Regions from separate parts of the Homo sapiens genome. Here region 2 is linked to region 1. The links are chromatin contacts, found by Hi-C or POLR2A ChIA-PET in ENCODE. All regions are on one chromosome and are shown on one strand. The core of a region is the stretch at or near the end of the contact, and the rest is flanking DNA. Distances in the headings are between cores, read along the strand shown. Region 1 holds the start of GHET1 (gastric carcinoma proliferation enhancing transcript 1). Region 2 has its middle 29 kb from the start of EZH2.

What was found. Hi-C counts contacts between places; a loop is a spot of excess contacts on that map. ChIA-PET counts read pairs that join two places held with the same protein, here RNA polymerase II (POLR2A). Pooled maps may share reads with other maps.
Region 2: a loop to region 1 is called in a pooled map, with 3 times the contacts of the local background. The contact joins the enhancer-like site here to the promoter of GHET1 in region 1. A Hi-C loop is called at or near these places in 3 of 37 single-sample maps with no recorded cell type and 11 of 50 pooled maps. POLR2A ChIA-PET finds 5 or more read pairs at or near these places in 6 of 52 experiments (OCI-LY7, activated CD4-positive, alpha-beta memory T cell, activated CD8-positive, alpha-beta T cell and 2 more).

Annotation. Positions count from the first base shown.
Region 1 is chr7:148,985,800-148,989,720 of GRCh38, reverse strand. It overlaps GHET1 (gastric carcinoma proliferation enhancing transcript 1), which reads right to left and starts at 2,194. Exons shown (of 1, transcript NR_130107.1): 1 at 292-2,194. It also overlaps RNY1. RefSeq lists enhancers at 1,848-1,897, 2,218-2,267, 1,835-2,335 and a silencer at 2,478-2,547.
Region 2 is chr7:148,911,388-148,915,308 of GRCh38, reverse strand. No RefSeq gene overlaps it. Among named protein-coding and RNA genes, the nearest start is that of EZH2, 29 kb to the right of the region's middle. Within about 2 kb of position 2,113, at least 4 of the 41 ENCODE cell types and tissues checked have a DNase peak (open chromatin) inside an H3K27ac peak, as active enhancers do.

The DNA of each region.
Region 1 (3,921 bases), core at 945-3,444:
GTTTCTCTATCCATTTGTTGGTTGATGGGCATTTGGGCTGGTTCCATATTTTTGCAATTGCGAATTGTGCTGCTACAAACATGCATGTGCAAGCATCTTTTTCATATAATGACTTTTTTTTTCCCCTCTGGGTAGATATCCAGTAGTGGGATTGCTGGATCAAATGGTAGATCTACTTTTAGTTCTTTAAGGAATCTCCACACTGTTTTCCATAGTGGTTGTACTACTTTACATTCCCACCAGCAGTGTAGAAGTGTTCGCTTTTCACCATATCAACACCAACATCTATTATTTTTTTGATTTTTTTTTTATTATGGCCATTCTTGCAGGAGTAATGTGGTATTGCATTGTGGTTTTGATTTGCATTTCCCTGATCATTAGTGATATTGAGCACTTTTTCATATGTTTGTTGGCCATTTGTATATCTTCTTTTGAGAATTGTCTATTCATGTCCTTAGGCCAGTTTTTGATGGGATTGTTTTTTTCTTGCTAATTTGAGTTCCTCGTAGATTCTGGATGTTAGTCCTTTGTCGGATGTATAGATTGGGAAGATTTTCTCCCACTCTGTGGGTTGTCTGTTTACTCTGCTTACTGTTCCTTTTGCCGTGCAAAAGGACAGCTAACATTCTTATAGTTTCTTTTTTTAATGTGCCAGTAAACTCTATGTGGCTTCTCAGTTAATCTTCCCAACACCCTATAAGATAGATACTTCGATTATGACCATTTTCTAGATGGAGAAACTGAGGCTCAAGCAAGGTAAGTGACTTGACCAGAGATAGCTAGCTAGTAGCTGGTGAAAACTAGGACTCAAGCTGAGATAATGTGGCTGCAGCCCGTGCTGTTCATCTCTAATGCCTGCCGGATTCTCACTGCATATCATGACACCTATTGGGGCATCAGTCAATTTGATTAGTCAGCTTCAGTGTCTTCATTTGTGGGGTTGTTGGAAACAGATGAGACAGGATCTGGCTGAGAAACAGCCCCAGAAACCTCCTCTCCCAGAATGGCACCAACCCCCCTTCCCTGCCTCTGAGCCTGGCCACTGGGTGGACTTCCAGTCCACATAGTAGACTAGATCACCCCCAGTGCATGCAAAGGCAGAGTGAAAGGTATAAACAACTTAGTCAAATCAAGCTGTACAATGAAAAACAAAAGGAAATAAAACTATTCTGGCGCACACCTTTTTCTTATTAATTTCAAGTTGGCTGCCAATGTTTACCTGCTTTGTTCTTAAAATAATCCATTCTAGAATTTTGCTAGAGAGCAACATCGTTTAGAGATTGTCATTTATGAAACTCTCACTCTCATTTTCCCCTCTTTTGAAATTAGGACAACATCTACCCATGTCTAGTTTTCTGGGGTTATTCATTCTCCTCAATGGCATTCATTCATTCATTCACTCAACACATTTACATAGCACCTGCTGTGTCCCAGATACTGTGCTAGGTACCAGAAGGAGTCAAACATAGTCAATGATTCTGCTTTTCCATTGGCTTGGGGCATCCAGGAACACATTTTCTCAGGCTTGGAGATGTGAACTCCAATGGGCAGCTGCCTGCCCTTCCCCTCCCCTTGCCTGCACCTTTACAGTAAGGTCTACTCGCCGCTGCAGCAGGAAGATCCTCCATTAGGAGTAAAACAGAGCTGTGAATTCGGCTGCCCCAGGAACAGCCCGATCCTTGTTGCTCCAGACACATCCCTACTGTCTTTTTGCTGTTCTTTGCTTTCGGCATGAGTTTCAGGTCTTTCAGAGCTTTGCCTCTGACACTTTCACAGAAATCTTTTCCACCCGCCTTTTCTTAGTCATCTTTACTTCGGACTTCCTGCTTCTGCCTTTTGTCCCTGTAGATTCTGAAGTCCTCAGGAACAATCCAAGATCTTCTGGTGTTTCAGATGCTTCCCCTTCACGTTCCTTAGGTGGTGGTTTCTGTTCTATCAGTTGGGGTTTAAGGAGGAGGCAGGGATCTTGGGCAGTGGGAGAAGCACCTCTGTAGGGAGCTGACTGCCAAGATGGGAAAGTGTCAGCCTCCAGGTAGTGGCGCTTGCTGGGATTTACCGACGCTGGAAGCACAGACTTTATCTGTAGGGCTCACAGTTTCCTCCAGGTCCCACAGAGCTGTCCGGAGGGTCACACAGCAAACAGATAAAGGAGGCCAGCGCAGATTGGGCGGCTCTCTGGTACCTTGCGGTGGCTGAGCCACTCAAGACAAACCGGGGGAAAGACGCCCTGATGACGAAATGCTAATTTTGCATATCTCTTTCCCAGGATGCTTAGCAACACGTCTGATTCTTGTTATTCAGTACGTTTTTCCAGCTATTGATAAATAGATGTGCCAGGGAATTCTTAGAGTATATATATATCATTAATATTGTAAATATAGTCATCAGTAAACTGAAACCAGAATATCACTGTAAGGGGAAAATGAACAAATTTGGGGGCTTTAAATAGTTCAAACAGTAGGAGGACTTATTGGCTGGTCCGAAGGTAGTGAGTTATCTCAATTGATTGTTCACAGTCAGTTACAGATCGAACTCCTTGTTCTACTCTTTCCCCCCTTCTCACTACTGCACTTGACTAGTCTTTTACGAGAGTTTCCACTCTCCTGGCATCCCTCGTTTCTTGTTTTCATCTCAATTTTAAAATGTTGAAAGTCAGCATCATTAAATAAAGCATGGAATACAGGGGGAAAACGAAGTACTATTCTTTTCTTCCAGAAACAAACAGTAAATTTGGGAAAACCCATCACAGACAAGAAGGAAAAAGAAAACAAAAATCAAATAAATAGTAATAGATACTACGGACCAATTATTGGTAAAGATGGTATAGTATGTCCTAAGAGATCAAAGACAGGAAATGGGATGAGGGTGAATAGGGGTTTTTCTTTTTCTTGTACTTTTTCTTTTCTTTTCTTTCTTTTTTTTTTTTTTTTTTTTTTTTTTTGAGACAGGCTGGAGTCTCTGTCACCCAGGCTGGAGTGCAGTGGTGTGATCTCGGCTCACTGCAACCTCCGCCTCGTGGGTCCAAGCGATTATCTTGCCTTAGCCTCCTGAGTAGCTGGGACTATAGGCGCGCGCCACCACGCCTGGCTAATTTTTCTATTTTTGTAAAGACCGAAGTTTCGCCATGTTGGCCAGGCTGGTCTTGAACTCCTAACCTCAAGTGATCCTCCTGCCTCAACCTCCCAAAGTGCTGGGATTACAGGCGTGAGCCACCGCGCACGGCCAGGATTTTTTTAATGTTTTAATATCAGTAGGATTAAGGACTGGTATTTGATGATACAACACTCAATGGACAAAATTAAGAGGCATTTCAAAGTCGACAATCCAGTTAAGTTTTGAAGCTAAGAGATGTGAACATTTTCAGAGAGAAAGTATTTTGGAGGAAGACAAACCAAGTCCAAGAGTTTGAAAATAGAGAAGGCGGAAGAGGGCAGAGTACATTGCGGGATGCTCACCACGTGAGGCACCAGAGCCACTTTCTAATCCTGGTTCAGCCCTTAGGTTCTTATGTAGCCTTTAGAAAGCCACGCAGCTGCCTCCTCATCAGAAACAAAGGGTCATTACACTGATCTTCCTTCCCTCTTCGCTACATGGAAGTATACATTCCTAACAGCCTCGAGGCAAAGTGTTGTTTGATGAGATTGTGGTGGTGTTGCAGTACAGTGTGACTGCCACAAATGTGTATACAACAAAAGAATATTTAAATTTTTCTTATAGGTGAAAGTAACCCAAGGCACCTTGAGGGCACATGTGGGTTTCCCAAGAGCTTCCCTGTGGGGTTTTTTGTTTTTTTTTTTTCTTTCTGAGACGGAGTTTCGCTCTTGTTCCCCAGGCTGGAGCACAATGGCGCGATCTCGGCTCACTGCAACCTCCGCTTCCCAGGTTCAAGCGATTCTCCTGCCTCAGCCTCCCGAGTAGCTG
Region 2 (3,921 bases), core at 864-3,363, 74 kb after region 1:
GGCAGGCTGGGCATGGTGGCTCACATCTGTAATTCCAGCACTTTGGGAGGCTGAGGTGGGTGGATCACCTGAGGTCAGGAGTTCAAGACCAGCCTGGCCAACATGGTGAAATCCCATCTCTACTAAAAATACAAAAATTAGTGGGGCATGGTGACAGGCACCTGTAGTCCCTGCCATTTGGGAGGCTGAGGCAGGAGAATTGCTTGAACCCGGGACGCGGAGGTTGTAATGAGCCAAGGTTGCACCACTGCACTCCAGACTCCATCTCAAAAAAAAAAAGAAAAAAAAAAAAAAGAAAAGCAGAACTAGGCTCCCATTTGTTCACGGGTATTAAATAAAAATGATCAGGGAGGAGGGGAAAAGACGATTCACAAAGGAGCTTCTAGTCTGAGTTATAAGGTAGCCACAGTGCAGTCAGCTCAGGCATTGGCAGGAACTACTGGGGGGATGTCACCCAACAAATTCCACCTTCACCTTAAAAAGTAACTGTCCAGCTGGTCCTTGCCTTCCTGTCCAGACCCGGAGCAGTGGGGCCCATGCACCTGGCACCTGACTTGCTGCAGGGAACCACAACAGCGTGTTCCTGTTCTAGGAACTGGGAGAGGGGTGAAGGGTGGCTGTGGGCCCAGCTGGAATGCTGGCCTCAGTGGAGGAGGTGCAGAAATGCCTGGGCAAGGCCAGGGGCAGACCCTCCCATCAGCGGGGAAAGGCCCTTGGCAGGTGGCACCAGAGGGGGCCACATGGTAGTGTGCCCAAACAGGGGCCCAATAAAGTCTTTACTTCCCTAGCTCTCTTTCTTGAGAATACTTCCCTCTGTGTCATAATTGGAATGTGTGAGTCATGCTCTCAATCTCCGAAAACTCAGTGCTCTTGGTTTGTCTGAGTCCGCAGCAGGTGCTGCGGGGGAGGCTGCGGGAAGCTGAGGACTTGCAGCCACTGAGGCCAGAGCTTCCCTGGACAGCACCGAGGCATGAACGGCATTGCACCGAAGACAGGGCTGGGTGGGGAGAGGTATGGCTACAGAACACACCTGTTAACTACCGGTAGCTTTCTGGGGGCAGAATCTGTCTGTCTCAAGCCCCCCAGGATTGCAGCCACCTCTCCCATCGCAGTCCCGCCACTGCTTCTGCTGCCAGGCAGGGCCTGGAGATATGGCTCTTGGCCACCTTTAGTACACAAGGTGCAGGCAGGCCCTGATAATGAAGAGAATTAAGACAGTTTCTCTCCCACAGACACTCACAGCCTAGACGAGGAGATGAACCATCAACAAATAATTTAACAAAGATTTGGGAACAGAGTGGCAGAAGCTATTCCTCTGCCCAGGAACAAAGAATCATTCCTTTCTGTTTCCATGTGGGCTCCTGACACAGATACTCAACAAGCAGAGCCAACATGATTGATCTTACGCCCTGATTATGTGGCAAACATGTTTGCATTTTACGATTGTTCATTTTAATTCGTATTATCAGGTTTTGCTACCATGGCAGAACATAACGGTCTTAAACCCTGCATGTTAATCCCAGTTATCCAAGACTTCCCATGATACACTATAAAAATGTCTTTTTACCCCGCACATGCTTATGTCACTATCTTATATCTTATACAATGTGCCTTTCATTTCTAAAAGCAATTCATTCACATAAATGTTCCTGCAGATTGTTAAAGCCTTAGACTCTGGGACCAGGCATAATTGGAGAACGAATCAGATGTATGTTTCAAAGAAACAACCCCAACACATATCCAAACGACATTTAAGATTTCTTCCTATTTCACAGGAGATGACTTACGAGTGAACACTCACCCTTTTTTGGTATGTTAGTCTCATATTACCTTTTGCTATTAAACCAGGCATGGGTACACTTTCCAGGGCTGAGCTTTATTGCACATGAGCCCTGTGACTCAACTTTGCCATAACCAGGTATTTTGGGGGCTTTTAAAAGTATGAAGACATTGCTAAGATTAGTAAAAACAGAACCTTCAAAGTCATGAACACTGAAAGTACAGAAATAAATCATTTTAGCTTTTGATGGTTTGATGAAACTTTCTATTCACTGGCTTCCTAATTCATAAGCATCAAAGTAAAGGAAATTGTGGTGACATGATTTTGCAGTCATAATTTCTGAGCCTCAGAAATGCATTCAGCTGAATCGAATGTAGTATCTTTCTTTTAATTTGAAATGGGTAAAATACAGATCCACAGTTTAAGAATCAAATTCAGTTTAACAATTGGAAAGAACCTTTGAGAAACTGTGTTCCAAACACATTTTACAGGTGAATACTATCAGAATACAACCGGTTGAGGACCAGGCAGGCCCCTTAACTTCCCCAGGGCTCAGCTTCCTGATCTGTAAAGTTAGGGGCTGGGCTGTATGAACCCCTAAATCCCGTTTCACCTCAAACGTATTTCAGGATTCTAGTAAAAAGGTGCTGAATGAACGAAGCTAATCCCGAGAGAGACTTGGATTTGCCTGAGATCATGCAGTTAGTCAGGGACAGACACACATCCTCTGACTCCCGGCCATTGCTCTTTATAGAGAACAGGTTTAGAGTAAAGATCTTGAATTAAAAAAAAAATTACACAGAGATTAATGAACAGAACACCTTATAAAAAAAAAACAACACACAACTCTATATGAAAACCAAGTCACGCAAACTTCTGAGCAATATGTTTCAGTAACCTGCACTTTTAAATCATAGACTGGCAGCTATGATTTAAGCACCCTTAGACATCCAGCTTGTGTCCCTGGCATGACCAGGTATGCACTGGAGGAATGTCAGCCAGTGTACTGGCTTCTTCTGTTACATCATGAACTTCTCCAAAATGGAGAGACAACAATTCATTATACCATGATCTCTCATTATAGATTGAATTGTATCCCCCAAAACGACATGTTGAGGCCCTGACCTCCACTACTGTATCTGTGAAGGGGACCTTATTTGGAAATAGGGTCTTTGTGATGTAATCAAATTAAGATGAAGTCATTGGGGGGTGGGGGTGCTAATCCAGTATGACTGATGTCATTATAAGAAGAGGGAAATTTGGACACAGGGAGAAGACGGCCACATGAAGATTGAGGCAGAGATTGGAGTGATGCTGCCACAAACTAGGGAATGCCCGGGGCTACCAGAAGCTGCAACAGACGAAAAAAGGGTCCTCCCCTAGAGCCCTCAGAAAGAGCATGGTCCTGCCAACACCTTGATTTTAGACTGTTAGCCTTTAGAACTGTAACACAATGAAATCGTGCTGTTTTAAGCCACACAGCGTGATACCTTGTTATAGCAGCTCCAGCAAACAAATACACCTCTCATGTCTCTGTTGGGTTGACTGGGCTCACTGGAGTCCTTCTCACTCAGGGTACTGCAGAGAGTGGCTGGAGCTGGCATCACCTGAAGGCTCAACAGGGCTGCATCCAAGATGATGCACTCACATGGCTGCAGTTGATGCCGTCACTGGCTGGGGGCTCAGCTAGGGTGTGGACCAGCTCATGGCCTCTCTGTGGTGTGGAATTATCAAAGCATGGCAGTGTCACTCCAAAGAGGCAGGAAGTAGAGACTGCTGTGCCAGTAAGGCCCTGGCTGGGAATGGGTGTGGCATCTGTTCTGCTACCTTCTATTAGTCAAACCCATTAAGGAGGTGTAGCAAGGTGAATGCAGAAAAGCATGTGAGTTGGGAGAAAGTGCTGAGCCATGATTGGAACATACAATCCAGCTCAACAATGTTTAATAGGATAAGTGAATGTGAACCTACTAGAAATCATGTAATTCACTGTTAAGCCAAAATATTAGTGGATTTAGAAAGTTATTTGAGATATTCGGAGCCATTGCTTCCCTCTGTTCTTTTTTTTTTTTTTTTTTTTTTTTTTTTTTTGAGATGGAGTCTCACTCTGTCACCCAGGCTGGAGTGCAGTGGCACGATCTAGG